Linked DNA regions of Mus musculus: region 2 is linked to region 1. A link is a loop called in an ENCODE intact Hi-C map of the cell type or tissue named here. Cell type or tissue: heart. All regions are shown on one strand. Each heading gives the region's core, and the rest is flanking DNA. Links, peaks and the distances in the headings are about the cores only. Region 1 has its middle 48 kb from the start of Kdm4d. Region 2 overlaps Endod1 (endonuclease domain containing 1).

Region 1 (12,607 bases), core at 3,859-11,858:
CTAGGAATTTCATAAATTCATTCTTTTTAATAGCTGAGTAGTACTCCATTGTGTAGATGTACCACATTTTCTGTATCCATTCCTCTGTTGAGGGGCATCTGGGTTCTTTCCAGCTTCTGGCTATTATAAATAAGGCTGCTATGAACATAGTGGAACATGTGTCCTTCTTACCGGTTGGAACATCTTCTGGATATATGCTCAGGAGAGGTATTGCGGGATCCTCCGGTAGTACTATGTCCAATTTTCTGAGGAACCGCCAGACTGATTTCCAGAGTGGTTGTACAAGCTTGCAATCCCACCAACAATGGAGGAGTGTTCCTCTTTCTCCACATCCTCGCCAGCATCTGCTGTCACCTGAATTTTTGATCTTAGCCATTCTGACTGGTGTGAGGTGGAATCTTAGGGTTGTTTTGATTTGCATTTCCCTGATGATTAAGGATGTTGAACATTTTTTCAGGTGCTTCTCTGCCATTCGGTATTCCTCAGGTGAGAATTCTTTGTTCAGCTCTGAGCCCCATTTTTAATGGGGTTATTTGATTTTCTGGAACCCACCTTCTTGAGTTCTTTATATATATTGGATATTAGTCCCCTATCTGATTTAGGATAGGTAAATACTCTTTCCCAATCTGTTGGTGGTCTTTTTGTCTTATTGACGGTGTCTTTTGCCTTGCAGAAGCTTTGCAACTTTATGAGGTCCCATTTGTCGATTCTCGATCTTACAGCAGAAGCCATTGCTGTTCTATTCAGGAACTTTTCCCCTGTGCCCATATCTTCGAGGCTTTTCCCTACTTTCTCCTCTATAAATTTCAGTGTCTCTGGTTTTATATGGAGTTCCTTGATCCACTTAGATTTGACCTTAGTACAAGGAGATAGGAATGGATCAATTCTCATTCTTCTACATGATAACCACCAGTTGTGCCAGCACCATTTGTTGAAAATGCTGTCTTTTTTCCACTGGATGGTTTTAGCTTTTTTGTCAAAGATCAAGTGACCATAGGTGTGTGGGTTCATCTCTGGGTCTTCAATTCTGTTCCATTGGTCTACTTGTCTGTCACTATACTAGTACCATGCAAGGGTAAGGTTTTTAAGTATATGTGTTGACATGCTCCCGTTAACAAGAATGATTAGCTGGAAGCAGAACTGTAGAAATTAAAATCCAAGGGTAGAATATTTAGAGATTTCCCCAGAACTATAGACTTTGATATTTAAGGTCATTTCCATGTTGAGAGATGGTGCTGTCTACATGTTGAGTTTTACAAATGGTCCTTCAATCAAAGGATCAGTTGTGTTAAGGTCTGGGAGTTGATATTTCTCGCTGGTTCTAATGAATGAGTGGTCTTAATGAATCAGAATGTGAATTAAAGACCCAGCCAGTACCAATAGCAGAGAAGCTAACCAGGGAACCAAGAGATCAGAGCCTGGTACCCATGATCTGATTTATATCTTTGTCTCTTTTTCGTTTGAGGTTTTTTCCAACCATGGCAAAATGTTTTCTAATTCTTCATGACTACTTTTCTCATGAGAGGTAGGGCTAAGCCTCTCCAAACTTGTCGGACCATTTCAGTAAGGAATCTAACTTGTTTTAACAGATGCAGAAGCTTTTAATAACTCTAGGTCCTGATAAACCTCTCTATTTAGTTTGGAAAGCTTCAGAAGAGGCTCATTTAGGCAAATCATCAGTACCCTGCCAAACAAATGGTCTCAGAGATGATGTCCAGATGAGCCACTGAATGAAGAGAACAGCAGGAATCTGCCAACAGAAGGAGACCACAGGACTAAAGGTTTTGGACATTACACAAGTGTGGGTCCCTTATAAATCATCTAATATTAGCTTAAACATAGGGGCTTCCCTATTCACAGATTTGCCAGTTTGTTGTTGATGGTCTGGTTAGTTCTTAAACCTATGTAGTGTTGGGGCTAGGGAGTCTAAGCATGATCAGACGTCCTGGCCTTATGTTTTCCTGAGGGCATGAGATTTTTCAGACTTTGCTACCGTGCCTCAGTATCTTCAAAAAAGTTTAAGCTCAAAACCTAAAGAAAATATAGAGTAATCCAGTAATCCTTGCATAATTCAATCAAAGAAAATACTGAGATGAAATTGAGGTAAACACAAGGAAATGTAAATATTACAATTCCAAGTAAAGTCAAATACAGGTAAACAAACAAAAAAATTTTTCTGAGCTGTGATGGGAAAGACAGGCTTTAGAATAATTGAATCTCAAACAAAAGCACTTGGGGTGGCTGGAAGATCGGGAGTTCAAGGCCATAATCCGCTGAACAGTAAGTTCCAGGACTACACTGCTAGTTGAGAAATCAAGTGTTTAGCCATTCAAAGTGAGGAACTGGTGAATTACTATCAAAGCTAGCAAAGTACAACGGAATTGAATGCAGCTATCAGGACAGAACCTTCCCATCTTGAGGGAGCAGCACAGACAGGAAAGCCCTGTAAAGGTTTAGGAAAGATGGTTAGAAGGAAAAATTAGGAGATCGGGCAAATAATGTCCAGGTAGCCGTGACTGACTTACAGGTCTACTTAGGATTGAATCTTAGGGACCACTAGTAATTTCCAGATGAGCAAATACCCACAAGATCCAATAGCAGTACCATGTAGTATTACTTCCCCTTTTTCATTTGTTCTCTGTTTTGGATTTTGAGATGGGATTTCCTACGTATCAGTCCTGAAACTGACTTTGTAGGCCTAGTGTCTCTGTCTCCCTCTGCCTCTGCCTCTCTCTGCCCCCTCTCAAGCTCTCTCTCTCTCTCTCTCTCTCTCTCTCTCTCTCTCTCTCTCCCTTTCTGCCTCTCTGCCTCTCCTCTCCCTCTGTGGTATCTACGTCTAGAATGCTGGGATTAAAGGTGTGTGCCAGCAAGCTCTGTTTACTTGGATGTTTTTAGTATTATCTTTCCGTCTGCTTCATTGTGGGCAAACTTGTGCTCAAACTGATTCTATGACTTTAAATATTTTTGTATCTCAATACTGATAAAAGTTGAAATATATATGCATTGCCCTCACCCTGTCTTTTTGAGATAAGGTTTATCCTTGTAATCCTGACCGTTCTGGAACTGAATCTGTAAACCAGGCTGTTCTCAAATTCATAGATCCACCTGCCCCTGCCTGCAGAGTGGGATTAAAGGCGAGGCGTGCAACCCAATGCCTAGCAAAAAGGCATTCACGTTCCTGTGTTTGTGCTAGTTTCTGGTTAAATAATTATCATTGTCTAAGTGTTCAGAACTTGAGGACCCTGCGATTTTCTTGTGTATTTCACGTTTAGAGGTGGTGGGGCAGAGGTAAAGTATGTCCAGCAAGAGCACAGACATGTTCTCTGTGTCTCACTTCTCTCATGCTCTGTCATGTGCTCCCAGTTAATGCTGAGGAATTCTAAAATAGTCTTATAGGTTCTATGAGCAGTTAGTGTTACAATATTGCTATTATAGAATTCTTTCTTCAACATATTCCTAGTTTGGCATGTCTCACATTGGGATTGTTTACATTCAAAGGAATCTGGGTGGGGCTATGTCAGCTGATAGGCAGTGATAGGTTGAGACTCCAGAGGGTGGGCAAGCACTCATTGCCTCAGGTCTTGATGGCTATAAAAGAAGAAGCCGTGAGGCTCCAGGCTCACAGGAAGAGCAAGTCCTCCAGGAGAAAGCTGCTCTCTGGTGTTGGATTGCCTTCTCCCAGGTCTCCATTGCATTGGTGCTGGGTAAGTCCTATCTCTCTTCACAACTTTTGGAAATTTGTTCTTGTGAGAAAATGACTAGTGGTAATAGTTGGTAAGATTCAATTATTCTACAAAGCATTGGAAAATGCTGGTCAGTCTGTGGCTTTCGTGTGCCAGCTTCATCTGAGAGTTATCTGTGCTCCTTTCTCATGAATGTGGCTCTGAGATCTGATTACTATTGGGCAGCAACTAGAGATGAGATCTGGGGATGGGTTCGAACCTGTAGAAAGAGTTTATTAGCTTTCAGGCATGCACACTGGGTGCTGGGGATCCAGTGTAGCACTGAGGTATTCTCAAGAGAACTTCTTTTGGGGGTAAATCTCTCTCTCTATGGAGCACAGTGGACTCAAAGCAAAGGCAGAAAGTCTAGCCACTCTTTGTAATAGTTTCTATCAAGGTCCTGGTTATTTATCTTAACTTGGGTAGAAACTCTTAAGGTCTATATCCGAAAGGAGAATTGTGATGTATGCCTAAACTTCAGCTTTTAACTGGGAGGTTTTTAGCTGTGAAAGCCAGGCCATTTTCTGATCCCACTGTTCTGGGAGGGCAAATGGGAAGTTCCTGGAGGATCCTCTCAGCTAGTGAGCATCTTCAGTGAGTGGAGATGGGTATAGGCTGCCTAGTTTGGATTTACCAGAGGACAGGCAGACCCAGCTTCTGGCTGAGACATCATTCCTTGCATCCTCTTTGGCCTAGGTGTGACTAGAAACAGAGACCATGCTTTGTGGACCCCAGATGAGGAACTTTGCGAAGTCCAGTTACAAGAGTCTCTCCAGTTATTTTGAGGATGATCGTTCTCTCTGGTGTCCTCTGCCAGCCTGGGCTGCAGCTCTCCATTGTTTTTCTTTTTCCAGTATTTTCCTCTTGGTTGTGCTGTTGAGTCTCAGGCAGCACCAGGTAGTGGTTTGTCACCAGGATCTCAATAGGCCTCACTGGTCTTAGGGCCATTTGTCAGGAGCCAGCTCAGTGGCCTGGTAACACACTGACATCATCTTTCTGATGTCCTTTTCCCCCATTGTTGTGAAGTCCTCTTTCTCTATACATATGGGTACTTATATGGTAGGAATAGCATAGCAGCTGTCCCATGTATAAGGTGGTGTGCCTTTCTTTTCTCTATCTGAGAGCCTGGATTAAATCAATCAGTTCTTCTCTCTGGGCTGAGATGCCTGGCCTGGGCTCAAATAGTTCCAGTTAAAGTAAGGACTGCAGCACCCTTGTACCTAATGTCACCTCCCCTGACGTGACATTCATAAATGAGCACCTGCAGATTGTTAGCAGGCAAGAGAGTAGCAGGGTCGATGACAATCATCTAGGAGAAGGGTCAGGTACTGGGTCCCACTGGCATTAGGCAGTAAGAATTCTGTTGTTCTCCGGAAGAGGCCTCAGCTGGTTTGTGGGGTGCTGTGGTCCAGATTAACTGGTGTTTGTTTTTGATTTTTGTTTCCATTAGAGTAGGGAGAAAAACACCCAGCTCTTAGATAGATGGGTCATTCTATGACTAACAGAGTCCAATCCTTGCAACACTTTGGGGTAATACCTCTTTCTGTGGCCTTGGTCTGGATTAGAGGCTTAGTGCTCCCCACCCCCCACCCCCCTCTGGCTTATATGTAGAAGGGTTCTTATTCCCCAAAAAACTGGTACCCAGAGACAGCCATACTCTGAGACAGCTAGAAAGACTCACAGCTGTCTTTAGTCTTTGTAGGTAGAATCAGAAGGCTGGCAGCCATCCTCTGAGACAGCTGCCTTTTTCCAGCCCTCAGCTGGAAGCCAAGACAGGCAGCCTCTGTTGTACAAAGCTGAGCTTTCTGCCCAGCATTCTGGAACCCAAAGTCAGCAATTCTTGTGGAAGTTTCTCAGTCACCCTTTTATAATCTAGTTCAGTTTTAGAGACTAGGAGGCAGTCATTTACATAGTGTAAGAATAGGTCCTGAGAAACCACTGATGGATTTTGCCCATCTCCCCAAGAATCGTTGTTATATGATCCATCAGTGTTTGTTCCTTGGAGAGAGGACTTTCATCTAGGATATATTTTTGGACAAATGGCAAGACAGGAAGTGTTCCTGGCTCTGTGTAAATCTAATTGCATCTTGTCGTCAAAGCAGGTGATGCTGGCTTTCAGTTTGGGCAAAATGTCTCCTCCCAATCATTTCTGCTATTAAACACCTTCTCGTGGTAACTGGAACCTACTTAGAATGTTATGTTTTTGTATACTTATTTTTAAAACTGTTTTACCTAAGATCTGCAGTCAACTGGGTGACAAAGGAAACCTTTTTTTTTTTTCCTTGAAGTACCTTCTTCAATGCAGACCTAGTGAAAATTATCTCCAGTCTTGCTGGCTAGTGTTGGGCACAAGGGAAAGCTCCGGTCCAGGCTGGGTTATATGGCAACAATCCCTTTGCTTACCCAACCTGTGGGGAAGTGTTTCCACTTCTCTCAGAGAGCAGTGAGTGTTGAGTTCTCCAGCTATACTTGTCAATGGTAGAAAAGGAAAGAGAGAGAGAGAGAGAGATGGAGCTTTGTCCTCCAGGCTCAGCCAGAGGAGCTTCCCCCTTCCCTGGGGGCTGCTTAGAGCAGACAGGGGGCAGAGGACATGCTCACTGGGGGACCAGTTTTTCCATCCTGTGTACCTTCCAATTAGAAGGCAAGGGGCAGAGCCAGCGGTGGTGGTACACGCCTTTAATCCCAGCACTTGGGAGGCAGAGGCAGGCGGATTTCTGAGTTTGAGGCCAGCCTGCTCTACAAAGTGAGTTCCTGGACAGCCAGGGCTACACAGAGAAACACTTTCTCAAAAACAAAACAAAACAAAACAAAACAAAACAAAACAAAACAAAACAAAACAAAAACAAAAGAAGGCAAGGGGTCTGAGCCTCCCCAATTCCCATACAGTGACCAAGGGGGACCAAGCGTGTGTGGGAATCAAGTGAGTGCTCCAGGAGTGGTACAGGGACTGTGCTTCATAGAAGCTGTTTTTCAAGGTAAAAAGTTCTGAGCAAGAAGAGGATGCCCTGGGAAATCAAGCCAGCAAGGCTTCTCTTTCCTTACATTTTCTTGTCTTTTCTTTTTATTATAGAGATTGGAAGGGTCTTGCTACATAGATAAGGGGCTGCTCATACCTGTTAGTCTCCTGAGAGCCATATTTAATCTTTAAAATGTTATCTTGTCCACCAGGAAACCAAAACCATAGGAAAAGAAAAGAAGGAACGAAAGAAAGAACTTAAGGACAGATAAGAGACTGAAGAAAATCCAACAGGAAGGCAGGGGAAGCTTACACAGAGAGAGACTAAAAGGTTCCTCTGAAAAGCCCAAAGCTCCAGACAGTCAGGACCCCAGGCTGAGCTCCTGAATTGCTGTGGCCATGACAGCCACTGAGCAGGATGGGTCCCAGAACCCAGGCTGTACAATCATGACCTTCTGCCCAAACATGGAAGAGTTCTCAGACTTCAACAAATACATTGCCTACATGGAGTCCCAAGGAGCACACCGAGCTGGACTGGCCAAGGTCATCCCACCCAAGGAGTGGAAAGGCAGGCTGTCCTATGAGGATGTCATGGCTATGGCAATCCCCACTCCCCTGCAGCAAGTGGTCTCTGGGCAGGCAGGCGTGTTCACCCAATACCATAAGAAGAAGAAAGGCATGACAGTGGGGGAGTATCGTGAGCTGGCCGACAGCAAAAAGTACCAGACCCCACCACACCTGGATTTTGAAGATTTGGAGCGAAAATACTGGAAGAATCGCCTGTTTGGGTCACCGATTTATGGTGCTGACGTCAGCGGCTCCCTGTTTGGTGAGAACACTCAACATTGGAACATGGGCCATCTGGGAAGCCTTTTGGATGTGTTGAAGCAGGATCACGACATAGTGATTGAGGGTGTCAACACGCCCTACCTGTACTTTGGCATGTGGAAGACCACCTTTGCGTGGCACACGGAGGACATGGACCTGTACAGTATCAACTACCTACACTTTGGGCAGCCCAAGACCTGGTATGCTGTGCCCCCTGAGCATGGCAGGCGCCTGGAGCGCCTGGCCAGGGAACTTTTCCCTGGCAGCTCCCAGGGCTGCCAGGCCTTCCTGAGGCACAAGGTGGCGCTCATCTCACCCACTGTGCTTAAGGAGAATGGCATCCCCTTTGGTCGCATCACCCAGGAGGCTGGGGAGTTCATGGTCACCTTTCCCTATGGCTACCACGCAGGCTTCAACCATGGCTTCAACTGCGCAGAGGCCATCAATTTTGCCACCCCAAGGTGGATTGACTATGGCAAGGTGGCATCTCAGTGCAGCTGTGGGGAGGCCAGGGTGAGCTTCTCCATGGACGCCTTTGAAGGCCTCCTGCAGCCTGAGAGCTATGAGCTGTGGAAACAGCAAGGGGATCCTGGAGCTATGGACCACCTGGAGCTCACCTCCTGCCCTGGGAAGGAGCTGACCCCTGGGACCTACACACTGGATCAAGGGAAGCCCACTTCAACCCGGAGGCATTACCATTCGGGACCCCTCAGGAGTCGGGTGAGCAGAGGCCACAACAGCTGTCCTTACACAAAGGTGCCCTCAAAGTCCCTGTACCTTTTCCCATTCAGGCTTTTGGCTCCTCAATCTACTCCGCAAGGGACAGGATTCTCCAAGCAAGCTTCTGGAGCCTCTGGGATCCCTGTCGATCCTGTTAATGTTATAGCTGTGAACTACCCACAGGCCTGTAGAATCTTGGATAGGAGCCCCAAGTCTCCCTGCCGCTCACGGTGGTGGACATGAACTAAGTACATGCAGGATCACCTCCCAAGTCTGAGGCCATTTGGTCACAAGTGGATATTCCTGATCACTTGGACAAACAGGTGTCCAAGTTGTTGACAAATCAAACTCTCCTTTGGATGATGCATTTGAGTCTCCTTTTGGTTTGCCCAGGATCTCCTTCAGAATTCATGCAGAAGGTGGATCTCCAAGGTCTTGTGCCATTGCATGAAGAGAAAGAGCTACCAGCTCTTTATCTTCTGAGAGTATCCTGCCATTCACCAATCTCAGACTTAGCTACACTCAAAAGGAAATGCGTGTGCTGAGGCTACTCAATGCTTTCTCCTACTCTGCCCACTGAACCTCCATTGACTTGAACGTCCCACAGTGGCATGCCACAGTGAGAGAGCAGGTCAGGCTCTCAGCACCCCAGTGTCTGGCCACATTCACCCTGAAATCATTGTCTTCAGAACATCAGAAAGGACCTGCAAGAGACCCAGAAGAGTTCACTAACTGTGACTTTTCCCTCATAGAAGCAGGGAGGGAGGTGAGACCTAGAGGCTGCAGGCTGCTCCCTTCTGTATTTTCCAGACATTTGGATGCAATGCTGTTCTAATTATCTTATAGTCTCAGTGGGGCTAGAGATTAGACAGTGTGGCAGGTTTACATAAAGGGGGGGGGGGGAACTCCACATGTGAGGACATGAGTAACCTGCTCTTCACACAGGGTAACCAGGCTCTTAAGGACAGGCATTTTCTTATTACTTACTTCAATCCCAGACTCTGTAAGTAGACCCAAGAAATAAATATATTAGTTCCCTAACTAAAGTGTGGTTAATACTTTAGCATGTATTTTTGGGTTCAATAAGGGAAGGTAGAGGCTAACTCTGCCAAGGGCAGAAATTCTTCAATATGTCCTTGTCTTAGTCTGCATGGGCCAGAGACTCCATTTGTCCCTGTCACTCAGCTCTCCCCACAGCCTATACCTCTTGTCTTGAGGTTCCGTGAGCCAGCTTCCACTATCACATGGCCTATCACATGGTAGTCCCATCACTATGAGATAGGCTCATTTTTAAGTTCTACCCTGGCTTCCTAGAGACAGTGCCACAGCCTCTGTAAGCCCAGTAGCCCATCCCATGATCGGATCTTTGTTTAAAATTGAAGAAAGGAAGAAGAAAGCTGATGTTGGCCTGAAGTTCTCAATGCAGAGCAGGAAAGGACTGGATCTCTGCTTCCCTGACAAGGTGGGATCTTGGTGCAGCTGTGGGGAGGTCAGGGTGAGCTTTGCCATGGATACTTTTGTGTGCTTTCTGCAGTCTGAGAGATATGTGTGGAGAAATGGGAAAGGACTGTGGTGCTGTGGTCCCTGGGGAAGCCACAAATTTGGACAGGCAAGCTGTAGCCAGTGCCATTGAGGCCCCAGCTGAAAAGCAATCTTCATTGGGCCGGAATTCCCTCACCAGTTTACCTGATCTGCCTTCTCTTGGGTCTGAATTGGAGACTAGGGGGATCCATTGGGGGACCCCAGTGTGCCAACCTCCCTGTAGCCCCGAGAACTTCACGGTCATTGGGGGTTGCTTCAGATTCCCAAGACCTTTGCTTTTCTCCAGACTCCCAGCTACCCGTGGTGTTTACAGCCGTGGTTCCCGTGTTTGTCTGCAATATAGATTAGTCTCCTCCTCATAGGGAAGGTGAATATTGGGTGGAGACCTGTCCCCCAACTACCCCCAATCCCAAGGGAAAACATTTCTTGGGGGCAGGGTTGTGTCTCTGACCCCGTGCTTAGCATTTTGGTTTCTGAAGAAACCTGTTTCGATCCCACCTGGGCAGGGTTCGTTTGCAGTGTTTGTTGGGCTCTGGAGGGTTGAGGAGCAGCACCTGGATGATGTAGTTCACGTACCTGATTTAAAGAAGGGCTGTCATTGGATTGCAGTGCCCTGAAACACCCTGACAGGTTTTCTCTGGGAGCACATAATGCCACCATGCCTCTGGTGGGGATGCATGGCTCTAAAGAGTGAGGGCAGACCTGTAACCCTGAAACACTAGGCCTCCTGGGTACTGGCCCCATAGCACCTGGGCTCTTCCAATGTCTTGCATTCTCTTTGTGATGTCTGCTATTTCAAATAGATGGAGGTATACCCTTGAGCAGTCTGACATTGTGATCACCATCTTTGAAATATATTTCGAACATGGCTGTGCCTCTGATGTCCCTCTGAGAACCAGAGATACCCTAGCAACTGTAGTTCTGATTTGGGCCTGCATCTTGGTGACTCCTACCTCTTTTCTTTGCCGTATTCAGTTCCCTGAACCTTCATGTTTCAAAGAACACCTGATAAATTCTCCTATTTTGACATTCAGAGTCCCTGTGTCCACTCTTGTAGACTTCCCCACCCACTGGATGTCCCAGCATATTCCTCGTGTGCCTGTGACTCCTGGAAAGGGTCTGTTGTCATGTCACCTCCCCTATTCGTTGCCCCTGGGACAATACTCCTGAGCGTTGGTGGTTCATTCCCATTGTCACTTGGACTAACTGTGGTTGATGTTGAGATCCTGGGCTGGATTCATTCTTAATAACCAAGGGACCTTTGCATCAGTTACCCTGGCTTCCTTAAGACCATGTCACATTCCAAAGAGAGCCCAGGATCCAATCTCACTGCCCCATCTCACACACCCTGTACATCCCTGACTGTCAGATTCTGAAACTATTCATTATTGAGTCAGTTGTGACTCAGAGAAACCTCATAATGACTGATCTTTAATAAATGGTTTCCTTAAATGCATGTGTGAAAGCTATGAATTGAGATTTGAAATATTGGAGACTCGTTTGAAATTAGAAGTTTGAGGCTGTAGAGCTGCCCAATAGGAAAGAGTATCTATTACTCTTTCAGGGAACACAAATTTGGATCTCATGAATCCCAGTACCCATGATAAATGCCTCATGATGAACTTGCACTTGAGCACATGCCCATGAACACACACGCACATGCACACACACACAAACACACATAAACACGTGTGCACACAGACATACAAAACAAAAACAAAGCAGCCTACGCTGGGCGTGGTGACACACAGATCTCAGATGTAAGACCAGACTGGAGCCTGGTCTATAGAACCAGTGTGAGGTCAGCCAGGTCTACACAGAGACACCCTGTCTTGAGAAACAAACAACCAAACAAACAAACAAATCACATTGGATTGTAAGTCAGTCTGCTGGGGCTCAGTAACAAGCACCTACACTTTATTTGTGAAAGCTGGGTGAGACACTGTGTAACACATCAACTTTGAGAGGTCATCTGTGACTCTCAAGTGGCTTTAATCTTTTTTGTGACTACTTCTTTGTGAGGAGTAATCTAGCGGTCAAGAGTCAGACATTTATTTTGCAAGAAATGGCAGAGGGGCGGAGAGTGTGAATGTTCAGCTTCCTCTAGAGTTGGCCTTGAGCATGGGAGATCAGTGCTGAGCAGCCTCAGCTGAATTTAGCTTGCAGAAACTCAACAGTAGTGGCCAATGCAACCTCAGCTGGAAGAGCAGGAGTTAGCAGTTATCCAGAGGCTTGCCAAGTTCTGGAAGTGCATGGTGTGTTTAGGAGTTAGAACTGACCAGGAGCTCTCTCAGGTATGGCCAATGCCCTGCAAACTCAGTCAAAACTATGAGGTAATGGACTTAGGGAGCATCCCTATAAACCAGGACATAGGTTTAGGGGTCGGAGGTCAATCCCTTCAGAAGCTGTCATAAGATGCTGTGGGACGCCGTGTGTGGTGGCACACGCCTTTAATCCCTGCACTCAGGAGGCAGAGGTAGGCGGATTTCTGAGTTCGAGGCCAGCCTGGTCTACAAAGTGAGTTCCAGGACAGCCAGGGCTATACAGAGAAACCCTGTCTCGGAAAAAAAAAAAAAAAAAGATGCTGTGGGACCATGAAAGGTAGCATAGTCTCCAGCTGAGCTAGAGCTAAAAGCCCCAGAGATTCTGAAAGGACATTAGGAGCTTTGCCTGTTCCCAGGTATCAGGCTCCTGCCACTAGTCACAGCTCCCCCATAAATTTGTGGCCATCAGTCACATAAGGGCAACTCCCAAGCCTCTCCACATGTAGAGGATGTGAGCTGTGGTCACATAGGCTCAAGACAGATCTCTATTTTAATAAGGAACCTCAAGGCGTGGA
Region 2 (15,800 bases), core at 3,423-11,422, 100 kb after region 1:
GGTGGTAGCATCTGCTGGGGCTCTGACCTTTGCCTAGGTCTCCAGAGCTTGGTTGAGTTTAATTTTCTCCCAAAGTCAATTTTGCTGAATCACAATAAGCATTTTATGCCAAATATAACACAATAAAAATTGAATGCAGCCCCAGTTGGAGTAGAGCTGGTCCCTCCAGGTGTAGAGGAAGCAGCATGAAGCAGTGCTGTGTGTCCACAGGCATGCCTAGGGAGGTTTGGGTCAACTTAGATTACATCACTGGTTGGTGACATTAAACACAAAGATCTGCATGTTAATCTAATGTGAAACTTCATATTTTGCAGCATCTAATCCATCAAGTGAGTATTCAGGACCATAAAACAGTCTGATTTCTCTCCTGAAACAATTATTTGTTATAACTATCTAGGTAATAGAAAAAAAATGAAAAACATTCTGGTCCACTTGGGTAGAAGTATATCTCTGTACATATTTAAGAATTATTATCTCTTAGATCATTATTTTTATAGTGTGTTTGAGGCTAAAAATCTACCAGTCCTTCATTAATGCAAGTTAAATTTGAGAGCTTATTTCCAGTTTTGATCAATCACTTGTTATTTTAAATCTTGCACTAGAAATTATAACAAAAGGAGCCAAACTTGCTTTGTGGGAACCAAATATTCCCATGGTGAGAATGGATTTTCTAGTATCTTCTTCTTAGCATTCCAAAGAGTTGCTATGAAGGAGAGAGGGGCCAAGTGTTCACTTAACTTGGGGACGTGGCCCATGGTTGTCTGGAAATTAGTTGTAAAGACTTGGAGTCTAGAAAGAAACCACAGAGGGGGCAGAACACCAGCTGTTCCCAGGGAACGAATGTGTGTGGAGCCGGAATTAAATGCTGCAGGAAAAGATTCGAATAGCACCAGAGAGGACTAGCAGCAGCGAGCAAGCTTCCTTGCGGCCATGACAGCCACTGGTCGGGACAGCAGACGAGCCCTTGCTCAGGTGATGCACACCCTTTATCAAGGCTCCTGGCAGCACCTTTATGACTTTCCTCTGTCAATGGGAGGGTGAGGCTTGCCCTGGCACTGATGAGTCCCACGCAGAGGCACAAGGAGGCTGTATTGACCTTGCTCGCAGGCTAATGGAAGCCAGTCATGGTGAGCTAGGACACCCCATCACACCAGGGTGTGCCTCCCTGGGTGTAACTAGCATTTTATCACCATCAAGACGACAGGCTCTGTATCAACTGGATGTGGCATGGTTAACGAAATGCCAGGTATTCACAGGAGACATTGTGCTGACTGCATCTCAGCGAAGCCCCCTTCCCCTTTCAGTGAATAATTTGCATTCTGAGAGGCCCTAGGAGGGCACTCATTGTGCACAAACCCCTTATAAGGAATCATTTGGAAACACTCCACCCAACCCCCTGCTGCCATATTCAGCTGTCTGGTTATTTATTTTTGTGTGACTTTTTTTTTTTAATATGGGAAAGGATAATAAGGCAAATGTTTCAAACAAAACAAAACAAAACAAACAGACAAAAATATATCCTTCAGGTTAGAGGGCCGAGACCCTTCATTCTGGAGTTTCTTGTTGGCAGGGCCTCTGGTTCACTGGAACTAGCTGTATTTGTTTTTAAAGTCCTTCCAGATCTCTGGGCTGATGGCCCATCCCCAAAAGGCTACTTAGGCTTCTGACATGGAGGTTTAGGAAGTTGAACCCTGTCTTCAGCTTGGAGTTTTTGCTGTGGCTTCATTCTCTTCTCAGGCCCTTGGGGACGTTGGCCAACTTTGTCATTTGTGGAGCTGCTTTTCTAGCCTGTGCCAGCCATGTTCTCAGACACGCCGCTCTCCCTTAGTGCCTTTTCCACCCAGCGCAAACTAGGGAATGGAAGGAAGCCCAAGGAAGCTCCCTCTGCTCTTCTTCATCCATTTACCTAGCAACATGCATTCGGTCATCAAGGTTGCAGAGGTGGAAAGTGCTCCATCTATAAGGAGTTTCCAGCATGGTAGGAAAAAACATGGCACGATCCGTGCTTTGATCATGCTTTGATCATAGCAAGCACCACACGGAGAGTATTTGACCCGTTTCCTGCAGCACAGGAAGAAAACCTGCAAGATCAGGAAGATGAACACTTTAATGAGCGTGAGACAAAACCATGTTGACCGTAACTATGTACAGTGCTGTGCACCTTGCAGATGCTCAATAAAGTCGCTGCTGACAGTCACTGGTTCTGTGGGCTATATGGGAGTCACTGCTGACAGTCACTGGTTCTGTGGGCTATATGGGAGTCACTGCTGACAGTCACTGGTTCTGTGGGCTATATGGGAGTCACTGCTGACAGTCATTGGTTCTGTGGGCTATATGGGAGTCACTGCTGACAGTCACTGGTTCTGTGGGCTATATGGGGGAGCTGGTAGGGGGCATGTGAATGCTTGAAATGAGGTTTGGGGATATCTGTGACTACCTCCCTCTTCCTTTCTTTCTTTTTCTTTGTGAAGCTGGAGAGTAAACATAGCGAATGCTAGGAGAGGCCCCTACTACTGAGTTACATACCATGTCCATTTCTTCTTCTCTCTCCCTGCTTGTGGGTATGTATACATACGTGTGTTTGCATGGAGGCCAGAGGTTGAGGCCAGCTGCCTTCCTCTGTTGAACTCCACCTTGTTTTTTTTTTTTTTTTTTTTTTTTTTGATACAGGGTATTTTATTGAACCAGGAGCCCACCAACTGATTAGCACTGCCACTGAGTTCTGGGGATCTGCTTGTCTCCACTTCCCTGGCTCTGACATTATAGGTGTGTGTGTGTGTGTGTGTGTGTGTGTGTGTGTGTGTGTGTGCAGGGACAGTGCTGGAGATCTGAACTCATGTCTTCAAGCTTGTGCAGCAAGCCCTTCCTTACCCACTATGCCATCTCCCCCAGCCCATTTATTTTCTTTTTGATTCAAATCAGCTCCTGAAATTTTCAATTTGCTATTGTTTATTAAAATTTCCTGAGCTATATGTGAGGAAATAGAAACTCTGATCAGTGAGTAGGATTTAGAACTACTATTCGTATTCTTCATAAATATGAACAAAGGTCTAGTTGCTTCACGGAATCTGAATCACATAGACAATTACAGAAATGTTCCTATTTGTTTATCATGAGGAAACTCACACAGTTCAGAAAAGGCAGCCTGTGGAGGACATGGTGATCCCCTGTGGCCTGTTGTGAGACGCACCTTAGAGTAAAGCCATGAACTGTGTGTGTGCCATGTGTTGAGTACCCTATTTAACACATCACACATGTTTTACACAGTGCTACACTATAAATGGAATTATTCATCCGCATTCTGAGTTCTCATTGGCTATCTATGTTCCTCTTTTCCTAAGACCATCATTTTACCTCTAAAGGACACACTGCAAACCAGCAACCTGCTCGTGACCACTAGTGTCAGTTCAGGGTTTCAACATGAGATGCTCCCTGGAGGGAAGGAGGTCATTCCTGGAGGACAATCTTGCTCTGTAGTCCAGGTGACAGTCAGGCCTGGCTCACTAACTTATGTGCAAAAGTTGCTTAGCTCTGCTTCCTTACCTGAAAGACAGACAGACATCTGACTTTGACTTGGAGTTTCTGTAAAGATCATAATGTTTCTAGATCAAAGCTGAAAGGGCCAAGTTAAAGTATAGTAAGGGAGTCAATGTGAAACAGAAAGCAGAGGCTAGAGTGCCTCGCTGGTGTCTGTGAAAGAGCAGGCTGGAGTCTGTACAGACAAATAAGAAAACAGAGACCTGCATTTGCAGCCATGTTTAGGAAGGGAGGCAAGAGACTTTCTGGTGTCTGGCTTTGACAGGCAGTTTCCCTTCAGGCTTCTTGTCTCATGGAATCTAGAATTTTATGACAGCTGTGGCTTCTCTGGACTTTTACTTAGGTAAGAGGAACCATGCAAGTGGACACATCTTAGCTACCAGAAAGTGGTGGTCCTCACTATAAGCAAACAAGCTGTGTTCATCAGCCTCTTAGATAAGAATGACCCACAGATGAATTCATTCACCTTGCTTGGTAGGTCGCAGCAAGGCCACACCTCCTAATAGTGCTATTCACTGGGCCAAGCATATTCAAACCACAACAGTGCCTCATGTCTGGCAAGCTGGCAAACCCTGGGGCAGCATGGCCAGTTCCCAGCACCAGACAGCAGCTCCTGGTGACTCTGCTGGAGGTCGCAAGCAAGGGCATGGTCTCCCTAACTTATTTGCAGGTTGTAGATTCTCCAGGTGTCTCCTGTTCACTTTGTCCAGCAATGAAGCAGGAATGGGAGCATCCTGGAACCCCAGAGATTGAGTTTCCTTCTTGTGAGTAAAAGAAAGCTACTGCTGCATTTGTAAGCAAGAAGAGACACTAAGCAGGAGGGCTCCTTAGAGCCCTACTATTATTCTTTCTTGGCATACTTGTGCAATATGGGTTACTGGTGTAGTTAGCCAGAAGGCATTTAAGAAACTGCTCATGTTCCTTGCTCCCAGATAGTACCCCACCCAGCAGCCTGAAGCATTGCAGGACATCTCACCTCTTGGCTCTTCCTGTAGATTGCGCAGTCTGAGGAGTGTTAAAACAGTGTGTCCAGACCATCAGTGGTCTCATGAAATCTTCCCCTGGGCTGGAAACTGTTTTCCCACACAGGAGATCCTCAGTAGGTAAGTGCTGTTCTGGGATTCTTTACTGAGTGTCGGGCGGTTCCTACCTTAGGTCACCATTTTTTAACCCAGAATGTTTCTGACTCAAGGGAAGCTCTGGGTTATGAGTGCTGGGACCAAAGTGAGGGGCCTTCTAAGAGCAGGAAATTGGTCTTTAAACGTGAGAAAACTCGATAAATAAGAACACTCTGTGTGGATGACCTGAGAGAGACAAGTGGACAGAGCCACTGTAGCCACACCCGGTGCTGTGTGGGTACACGTTACATAGCTGGACTTCTGAGGGGGGCAGGGTGTCCCGTGACTTGTGAGGTTTGCTCATTTCAGTGGCTTTTTGCTGCTAGTGTGATCCTTTGAAATCAGTCTTGGGCAAGGGTTTGTCCTTGTCCCTCTCACCCCCAGCTTCTACTGATGAGCTGGCTCCCCACACTGCTATGCTGTACTCCAAGTGTGAGCATACGATACACAGACCAAGCTATATAGACATGGTCCAGCAGAAAAAGAGTTAAAAAGCTATGGTGAGGCCAAGGCAAGACAGTCACTGAGATGTACAAGTGTGGATGCTGTAGGATGGAGAAAAAGGGGAAGTCTGCAGTTTGCTTTGAGTATTTACAACTCTGCAGCCTTAGCCCAGTGCCACTAAAACCCAATCATCTCACCCCTCTTTCCTTGTCCGTTTCAATCTCTCTGTCCATACCTGACTTTCTTTGCTAATACACTAAGCAGGTGCCAAATCTCCTTGCAGATGCTTTACAGTTGGCACAGTGGAAGGGAGTGGATGTTGGTGGTATCTCGGCTCGTTGTGAACAGTGAGAAGGCATAATGTATTTCCTAAGTGTGGAAATACTGATCTGCCTCTCTAGAGACTGCATTTTGCTCTCTTCAGCAATCATAGCATAGTTTCCACCAACATGGCATCTAGTCCTAGACATTATGCCCTTAGTGTCAGGAACGTGTGTGCCCACCATACTTGGCTTCTATAAAGACGCCGGGCTTGTGTCCTTAATGAGCTCACATACTTCATCCAAGGCCACACAGGAAGGAAGTGGACTTGGGTCTTGACGAACCTGTCCACACCAGAACTCACACTGAATGCCACTAAGCATTCTCTTACCAGGGAACATCTCTCCATTCAGTATTTTAATAAATTATTCAATGCCAACTGCAGACATTTTTACTCAATCCCAAAGTCAGGGTGCTGCTAAGAATCCAGAGACTTAGATCTCAGTTGTTTATTTTTATTTCTGTTTTACTTGAAGAGTAGATTGTGATGGGGTTTTCAAAACAAATGATGTTCTTGAGAGTCTCAAGATCAATGTGGGAATTGAGATCAGGAAGCATGGTAGACCAAAGTTCCCCTTGGTGAAGCAATGGCTTTCCTGGAGTTACTGGAAGGGATACAGATGGGGGCATGCTCAAGGAGCAGGAGTGACTCAAAAGCAACTATATCACTGAAAAGATTCCACATTCATTTGATAAATAACTGCTTGGGTTCATAGCACATGCAAGTTCATAAAAAGGAAGAAGAAAAGACAACCCAAACAAAACCATTCCAGAGTCAAGCTATTGGGTCCCGGACAGAGTCAAGTTGAAGATGAAGGGATAGGTGGATAATCTGATCCATGGGCTATAAAACAAGTAACTATAGAAATCTGGAGATGCACTGCAGAGCCCCGTCTCTCCCACTTCCATTAGAAGTGGATAAGGGTACCATGGGAAACTGTTTTCTGTGTGGAGGATGGGAGGGCTCAGCCCCTGGCCAGCTGTGTAAGTGTCATGGATGGCCAGGGAACCTACAAGCATTGCCTTCAAGGGGCTAAGCAGAGGCTGAGAAGACGAGCTTTAGACAAAGCACAGGGTTCCCCCACTTCTGCTTTAAAAGGAGGAGCCACTTGCAGTCATGAAGGATTACTCTCTCTGATGGAAGCACAGCTTTCCCCTTTGGCCAGGGCCTTGGTGAACTTTCTACTGCTCTGGCAGGCAATGCTTACCTCCTGAGCTTCCTGCCAACTCTGTTGCTTATGCAAGTCCTCGATGTCCTAGCACCTACAGTCCATCTCTAGCTGGGATCTACTTCCAGCCTCTGAGGCAGATTCTATATGCGTTTGTTCATCTCCGTGCCCAGCTCTGTATTCACCCTCCACACGCAAACCACAGAAGCCCCTGGTGTCTAGGGCTTGTCCTACAGCTTCTGGGATTGTCATATCCCATCCTGTCTTCTCCAAAGCAAAGCACATACTGCTCCCAGTCTCCCCAAGGCGGAGTTCCAGGCATCTCTAAGGCACCGTTCACCTCTAAATTCTTAGAACTCTCCCCTACATTCCAGAAGAAATATTTTACTCTTTCTCTATAAGAACATTTTTTTATAATGCCAACTTTTCTGTCTTCCTGCCTAGTAAAAGGTTTGGTGATGTATAGGGCAATGTACTCTTTGAAGATGATTAAACAAATTGAGTCCCCCTCATAATACAAATACATTGTTAATTACATAAATTGTAGCACGCTGGTTAAAAAAAAAGTCTGTTTTGTGCTAACTGTAATTGCAGTCTTCCCTAGAGATATTAATAAAAGCAGTGATAAAACACTTTCAAATAGAGAGGGTAGAGGAGAAGAGCTCTGCTTTGTGATCAGAGAGATGCTCCTAAGCAAGAACCCTGAGCTTGTTCTAGGTGACTCAGGGAGGTGGCGACGGGCCCAGACTCACATGGCGTGTGTTCTGCCTACTCTCTGCAACTCAAAAGAAAAATCCAGACAAAACAATAAATCTAAATATGTCACAGATATTTATGATTGTCATTTAAAATTAGAAATTCTAATTTAGGCGAAAGAGATGTCTCAGTTGTTGAGACATGTGCTTCCAGAGGACCCGAGTTAGAGACCCAGCACCCATAGGCAGCTCCGCCTGGCCATGACATCAGTTTTGGGGATCTGGTGCCCTCTTCTGGTCTCCAGAAGAACTTCACACATGGTGCTCCTATCCATGCACACAAAACCCTTTCTAATACACATAAAATAAAACAATACAAAAAGTTTTTAACCCCGATGTTTGTTTGATACCATCTATGAGATTGTTTTAGAGATAATTTAAAGAAACTATGAAGCTCAGCTCTTTGTGTGGAACTGATAGCCTGGCAACCTCAGCAGCTGTTGCAGACACGGCTTCTGTGACTGCAACATGAACTTGTGAGGCTTTTGTAATAACTGGTTTCACCTGCTTCTGAGATCCCTGGCCTGTTAAAAACATGGTGTCAGCTGGAAACCCAAGGAGGCTGCCATTGAGTTTCTCTGATGTTGTTTTTCTGAACTCCACACAATAGTGTGTATGAGTGTGTGTGAGTGTGTGTGTGAGAGAGTGTGTGTGTGTATGTGTGTGTGTGAGTGTGTGTGTGAGTGTGTGAATGTGTGCACATGTGTGTGTGTATCTGTGTGTGTCTGTGTATGCGTGTGTGTGTGCGCGTGCGTGTGTGTATGTATGTATGTATGTGTGCATGTGTATGTGTGTGAGTGTGTGTGTGTATGTATGTGTGTATATGTCATTGGCCACTCAGTGTGTGTGTATCTGTGTGTGTGTATGTATGTGTGTATGTGTGTGAGTGTGTGTGTGTGTGTGTGTGGTGTGTGTGTGTGTGAGTGTGTGATGTGTGTGTTTCTGTATGTCTGTGTGTGTGTGTGTGTGATCTTTTTCTTGTTTTGGTTGTTCTGGGATCTGGGGCTTAATGTGGAGTTAACAAGACCCAAGGAATGCCCTGAAAGACCTCTGCTGGCTGGTGTTCCAGGGTTAGGCATGCCCCTCCTCCCTGTCTCCCACCCTTTCTCTCTTCCTCTTCCTCCTCCCTTCCTTGACAAGATCAGGAGGGACAGTGGGTATGCAAGAAGCCAGCCTCAGGAACTGCATCAAGAAGTCAAGCAGCCACTCAGGCCACAAGCTTACCAGCTGAGTATATGAGTTGTACACAGACACCTCGGCAGCAGGCTTGAGAGTGCAGGCGAGCTGCTCAGCGAGAGCTACCTTAGAGTGAAGTACCCTACTCTCAGAACACCCACTCTCTGGGCCCTTCTCTCTGCATGTGTAGAACCATGTAGAAACTGCCCACATGTTTGCCCCTGGTTTGTCTTAGTAACTTTTGTATTCTAACTCCTGACCTTGTCATTGGCCACTCTTCTTGGAGTAGATCGGGCTTAATATGAAAATAGTCAAGAAGCAACCCATCACTGACTGCAGGGAGCTACTCCAAAACTTTTTTCTGTTTAGAAAATCTTTGACTACACAGAAAGCATGTTTGGATAGGTGCCCACTAAGTATGGACTAGGAGATGCCCGATGGGTGTTGAGCAACTTGTACCTTGTAAGTAGATTGCTTTTTAAAAGGTTAGTTTTCACTGACAGAGAACCTTGTTATTCCATTGGCATGAACTATCTCATTTAATTTTTATAACACCCCCAGGAGGCAGCTTTGTGTAACAAACTTTGCCTTAGTAGCTAAAAATTACATATTGCAGATCTTGGTTTGTCAGTTTCTGGGTTCAACGGGGCTATTCTGTTGGGAGGGGGTCTTATGAAATTGCAATCAGATGGTGGCTGGGGCTGTACTCATCTGGAGGCCAGAGCGGTAGAAGCTGCCCGCTGGCATTGTTCACCGCAGCGCCCACACAGCATCTCCAAGAGCATGGGTTTCTCAGCTTCAGTCTAGGTTACCAAAGAGGACATTATAAAAGATCCAGAAACATGGCTTACCTTGTTTGGAGATCCCAGAATACTGTGCTCGGTGCAGTGGAGTGAAGTGGGGCGGCCTCTGTCCATGGATGAATGGCACCATCCTTTCTGTAAAGCATTTAGGGATGGAGAAGTGGATTGGCCACAGGAAGTCATCATTAATGTCTCATTTAGCAGGTAAGGAAACTTCAGGCTGAGGTATCCAGGTTTGATGACTTGTCTAAGTCTACTAAATCTGTACTCCCTCTGCTCTTCTGACTGCTGCAATGTTATGCAAGGAGGAGCTCTCAAACCTCAGTAACAAAGAAGCTGTTTTTTCCAGGGATGCTGTGCATGAACACATACACACAGTACATTAAAAGCCTTATAAAGCAGAGCTATGGGGCTGTAGGAAGTGCTCGGTGGTTAAAGAGTACTGACTGCTCTTCCAAGGGACTACTCTACTCCCGGGACGCACGTGACAGTTCACAGCTTGATAATTTTGGAACTTTGGTAAGAATATGATTTTGTTTTAATCCTAGGTATGGGGTATGAGGGTGCTTCAGATTGTTCATTGCCACAGACTAACCTCTTCCGGGTCTCCTATCTGCGCAGAATGGGTTTCTGGTTGTAGGTGGGCAAAGGAGTCGGCGAGAAGGAGAGGTGACAAACAGACACAACACAAGGGAGTGTGGATCTGAATGTAATTTGTCAAATCGAGTATCAAACTTTTTATATAGAAGAAAATGGGGAAGTTGGGTGACACACCAGCAAGGTACAATGAGGTTACTGGACTCTTACATAAAACAGAGGAATGCAAACAAGGGAGGACTGGCAGGAACCAACTGGGATAAAATTCAATGTTAACTGGAATAAAATTCAATGCTAAGAACTGGGAATCAAAAGCAGCCCCACCTGAGCTGGAGAGATGGCTCAGTGGTTAAGAGCACCCTCTGCTCTTCCAGAGGTCCTGAGTTCAATTCCCAGCAACCACATGGTGGCTCTCAGCCATCTGTAATGGGATCAGATGCACTCTTCTGGTGTGTCTGAAGAGAGCTACAGTGTACTCACATAAAATAAATAAATTAATTAAAAAAAAAAAGCAGCCCACCTAAGGTCCACTTAATCTTAGAAGCCAGGGCTTCATGCCCTTGCCATAGTTCCTATTCTAGTCTATTGTGTAGTCCACCTTCCCCCTAGGCCACTGTAAATACTTGTGTATGGGTGAACTCAGCTATCTATAGTTCTAAGTATCTTACTCTGGCTCCTCCTTAGATCACAAACTTCCTTCCTCCCAGATAATGTAAATTCTTGTGTAGGGCAGTGACTTAGCTATCCACGCCCAGGGTCGGCTCAAGGACTGACTGACTAGGACCAGTGAAGAATCTAACCTAGCTATATGTCAAATAGAGGCACTTATAGTAAAGCAATATTAAGGGAAAGCACACAGATCCGTTTACCGACTAAAGCAAGAACATTGGAGTATTTGTTATACAGGATGCCACGATTCCAGGAGACTAAGTTTCCGTGAACTTTTTGCCTCGGGACAGCACCCAGGTTTTTAGGGCCTGTCACGCTTATCACTGCTGGAGTGTCACTTGTCACTACTGGAGCCTTGTGCTCTAGCAGAGGCATGATTTTGCCAGCTGTAGATAGTTTTTGTGATTGTGTGATATTTGGAATTCTGGGAATTTTTGAGAAGGTATCTAACTGCTAGGACGATGCCGGCCTTCCCTGGACCCCATCCTCCAGTCTGTGTCTGGTCCAGCCTCAGCTTCTTAAGCTGTGGGGAAGCAGAGAAGATGAAAAGAAAACCAAAACTATAGAAATGGCATTAATTTGAAGAACAGATGTTGGCTCACTCAGTCCTCACGAAGGCCTGCTGAGTCTCCCAAATGCTTCAGTGGAGGAAACTGAGGGTTTATGGGTGCAAAGAAATGGGAAAGAGAAGGAAAGGAGAGGGAGACGGGGTGGGGGTGGGGGTCATGTTTATCAGGAAAGGGTGGCAACACGTTCTAAAATGTTCCCAGAACACCTATCCCTCCATCTGCACCCGATTCCCTCGACTCCTCTGTCATTGGTCCCCACTCTACCTCCCTGTCGTCTCTGAAAGCCTGAGGTCCCGAGGCTGGCACACTGTTCCTGGTAGTCATGTTTTGGCCGTGCAGTTCTCTCGGTCTCTCGTGCAAAGAGTTGAGAAGTAAGAGACCACACAGATTTGCTAGAGAAGCAAGATAATGTTGTGTGGAGCAAAGAATCAGTATAGGAAACACACAGAGACTGAGGTTACCAGTGATAGGCAGAAGGCTGATGCCATTCACTGGGCATAGAACTGGAGTTAGGGAACGCCTGCCAGGGCTCTTGGAGGTCTGGGATGGAAAGGGGGTAGTGTCTCGGCGGCTTCCCACCTCAACTCTGGGCACGTGGGAAAATGTGTGTTCATATTTCTATAGCTATGGCTGTATATTATCTACACATCTGTATCTCTCATCTACATCTGCATATGTAGGCTGCGTATCTATTTCAGTATTAGCTGCGTTTATCTATTTTTTGTTGTTGTTGTTGTTCCTAGCTAATTTCTTCAAGCCAGACTGTGCTGTGTTTGAGGCTCCTCTGCTGTTGTTGGCAGCAGACTTTGCACAGAGTTCAGAGCCTGCCTGGGGGCTCGGTTGCTCTGGCTAGTGCTGTCAGCCAAGAGTCAAGGGCTGGCACCTACTCACAGTGCAGGCAAAGCTCCACCCACTTTCCCGGGTGTGACAAGGAAGGGGCTCCCTTCTCCCTCCAGGCAGAAATCTCCCCTAAAGAGAGGGGCTTGGGGCCTGCGACATCCTGGAAGAGGTGGGAGCTCGGGGTGGAGAGGCTAGGGATGAGCCACGGAACTGGCCACGGAGGAGCATCGTCTTCCTTGAAGGCAGAGATTGCAGGGCCTCCCCAAACAATATCCTTGTCAAATTAGAGCCTCCAGTTAAAAATAAAAATGCCAGCAACAGTTCATTTTCCTCAGGAGTAGGCGCTGAATTGTTTGGTGACCTTTACACACAGTGGAGATGTAAAAACCTGCAAATTCAGAGGCCAGAGATGAGAAGGATGGAAACCCTCTGACAGGCTGGCACACACAAGCACACTCCTGCATGTGTTTCTGCACATGCACTCCTGCATGTGTTTCTGCACCCTGTGCAGGAGCTCAGAGTGAGCAGTGTTTGGTTCTGGAAGCCTGCAGCTGCTGAATATACACACAGACTGCTTCTGTATCACACATACACCCGCCTGGAAGCTCGGAGATGCTTGAGTAAAAGACCCTGGATCCCAGCAGGCCTTGGTGGAGAGAGCACCCCTGCTGGGAACTGCACTCTAGACCAGAGTCTTTCTGGGTTCTTCCCTGCTGCTGGGTTCCCCTGGACACCCACAAGGCACTGCAGATCTAGGCCAAAGTATTTGTGCCCAGCTGTGATGAGTGGCCAGGCTGGCTCCTGGTATGTCTGAGGAGGGCAAATTATGTGAGTCCCAGCGTCCTCTGTCCTCCCTGCCCGTTTGCAGCTCTGGAGATAGGTGGCAGGAGTGTGAGATTGAAAGGCTAAGCAAGGCAGGTAGGACAGCTAGCACAAACTCTTTACTCTTTTGTTTTCCTTTTCTTTGGATCAGAGCCTTGGGGCGTAGAGGGTTTCCCAGAAGAAACCCACAACCCTAGTTCTTCAGGATCCTCTGGGCTCCCAGATTCCAGCCTGTGGAGAGCCATGTTGCGTCCCAGGGTGCCTTTCTGCTCAGCCCAGTGTATGCCTGCCCACCCTGAGGGTCCTCACCTTGGCAGCCTAAGAAGGCTGGTGGTGGGAACCACATCAAAGGCTTCTTGCAAATTGCATCTAGAAAGTGCCTCTAGCGTTGGTCCACAGGTCTGCCTGGTGGCAAGCCCTGGGGGAAAGAAGCAAGAAGGCAGTTCTCTCAGCCCAAAAGTTAGGTGTAGCAAAGGTGCAGTTATATTCTTTGTAGCAAAAGAACAGTTTGGCAAGCCGGGCAGTGATGCTGCACACCTTTAATCCCAGCACTTGGGAGGCAGAGGCAGAGGCAGGTGGATTTCTGAGTTCAAGGCCAGCCTGGTCTACAGAGTGAGTTCCAAGACAGCCAGGACTGCACAGAGAAACTCTATCTTGAAAAGCAAAAACAAACAAACAAAAAACCCAAAAACAAACGAACAAAAAACAAACAAACAAACAAACAAAACAACAACAACAAAAGAACAGTTTGGCAGCCTGCTAGTTTCTTCCAAGGTGGCCAGACATCACTTGGAATGCCACAGTGTCCTTTTTACTGTGGAGCGTGAGCAATCCTGTGCCACCTGGGAGCCCCTAGACCATAGGGTTGTTCTCTACACCCTTGAACAGTGAGTGCATTTCCTAGGCTTGCCTGCAGAGGGCATGCTTGTTCCAAGTTTCTAAGTGTGTACCTGGGCATCTCTCCTCCCCTTACCACTGGTGAGGTGGGACTTGGGCATCTTCCAGGTTAAGCTCCATCTCCATCTTTTCTACGTGGTTTCTCTTTCCTCCCCTTCTCAGGTCAGCATGGGGCATCCTTCAGTGGTTGTAACAGGTGATGGTCTCCAAAAGGAAGTTACTGTCCTTGTCACTCACTAGCAGACCTGGTGCAAACTGCCTGTGTGGAGGGGACTGTTCTTCTGTCCCTCCTTACCTTTAAGAACTGTTAATGTTTTAAGTAGCTAAAAAGTCTCCAACAAGAGGAACAGAGAAAATCTGTATGTAGTACATGTGTGCATCCGTGTGTGTGTGTGTGTGTGCATGTGTGTGTGTGTTGCACGTGAGAGTGACTTCCTTTGTGCAGAGTGGAACCTACTATGTTCCAGTTAAGGATACACTATTGGGCCTATGGTCAGATACTGAATGTCAAACTCTGCTGGAAAAATGCAGTTGTCTAGGGCTCCTCAGGCATGGGACAATTTAATGTATGATACAGGCATGGTGGACAGTAGGTTTAATGTGAGATACGGGCATGATGGATGGTAGGTTTAATGTGTGAGTAGCACAGAGCCTTTCTTGGGTATTTGAGGAGCAGATGGAAAAAGCTGAAGGCCTGAGTAGTGATGAGTATGTGTGTGTGTGTGTGTGTGTGTGTGTGTGTGTGTGTGTGTGTGTGTGTGTGTATGTGTGTGTGTGTGTGTGAGAGAGAGAGAGAGAGAGACAGAGACAGAGACAGAGACAGAGAAGGGATTTGAACCATGAGAACAATGCTAGATATAAAAGATCTCCTGAGCCATGCAGTGGTGGCGCACGCCTTTAATCCCAGCACTTGGGAAGGAGAGGCAGAGGCAGGCAGATTTCTGAGTATGAGGCCAGCCTGGTCTACAAAGTGAGTTCCAGGACAGCCAGGGCTACACAGAGAAACCCTGTCTCGAAAAAAACCAAAAACCAAAAACAAAAGATCTCCTGACCCATGATGAGCATGTGTATCGAGAATGTCTTTGAGAAGGATGCGGTGGCCCTAACCAAGATTAAAAAACTTTGAAAAGGAGAGTAAGGGGTTTAATCTGGGAGACTTGTGAAAAGCAACTAAAACCCTTGATAAAGCAATTAGCTGCCTGCAGGGCTGGCTGGAAGTGGAAAGTGAGTCTGTTAGGATACTTATGTGGGGCTGGAAGGACTTTCAAGACCACAGTGATTGGTGGGGAACTTGAGGAAACCCACGCTCTAGTGCAGTGGTTCCCAGTCTGTGGCTCTCCACCCCTTTGGGAGTTGGATTGGACAGCCTGCCTATCAGATATTTACATTACAGTTCACAACAGTAGCAACGTTACAGTTCTGAAGTGGCAATGAAATAATTTCATGGTCAGGGGTCACCACAACATGTGGAACTGTATTAAAGCGCCCCAGCATTCAGCAAGCTGAGAACCACTGCCCTCGAGTTGGTTTACACACCTATTATTTGTGGTTCAAAAGGAACTGTTTAGACATTGTGTAAGCATCACTCCTAAAACTGACATGTAGAAACATTAATGCATTAGAAGGGCAAATCACAAACTGCCTTCTGTTTGGGGAAAAAGCCTGGGTAGTCTATCCCAGAGCCATTAGTATGTAGAGAAACTGGGATTGTCCAAGCCCAAGCCATGTAGGCCAAAGGGCGGTGCTGGCAAAATCGGTATTCTATCACCCTTTGCTCAAAATAACCAGGCAGGCAGTAAGGAAGGGACATGGCTTTCCCAGCATGGGCATGGCAGGTAGCGTGGCCAGGGCTCACTGTTACACTCAGAGATAGGAGTAGAGAGATGTCCTCCTGATCGACTAATAGTAGTCATGGGGGGACAGAAGTCCCTTGTCTAATTCAGGAGTTGCATCTCTGTCTAGGGCTACTGCTTGGCCTGTGCCACAGAACCCTAGTCAGCTGCCTTCAGAACTGCTCACAGCACCCCACCTGCCTACTCCACGGCCGACGGAGCCAACCTCTCAACGCCACTCCATTGGACTT

What was found. A loop is a pair of places that touch in the nucleus more often than their neighbours do. Peaks named below come from ENCODE experiments on the same cell type or tissue, not always from the same donor. Only the 100,000 strongest peaks of a DNase experiment are listed, where the experiment ranks them.
Region 2: it touches region 1 in a loop (4-fold over the local background); 5 of 42 quality-filtered maps call a loop at or near these places.

The regions. Positions count from the first base shown.
Region 1 is chr9:14,446,520-14,459,126 of GRCm38, reverse strand. It overlaps the pseudogene Kdm4dl. Among named protein-coding and RNA genes, the nearest start is that of Kdm4d, 48 kb to the left of the region's middle. In heart, for the core only: a CTCF peak has its summit at 7,798 (motif pointing right); no DNase peak of the experiment used is centred there.
Region 2 is chr9:14,340,402-14,356,201 of GRCm38, reverse strand. Endod1 (endonuclease domain containing 1) reads left to right here. Exons shown (of 2, transcript NM_028013.3): 2 at 1-2,212. Among named protein-coding and RNA genes, the nearest start is that of Gm34156, 21 kb to the left of the region's middle. In heart, for the core only: a CTCF peak has its summit at 7,583 (motif pointing left); no DNase peak of the experiment used is centred there.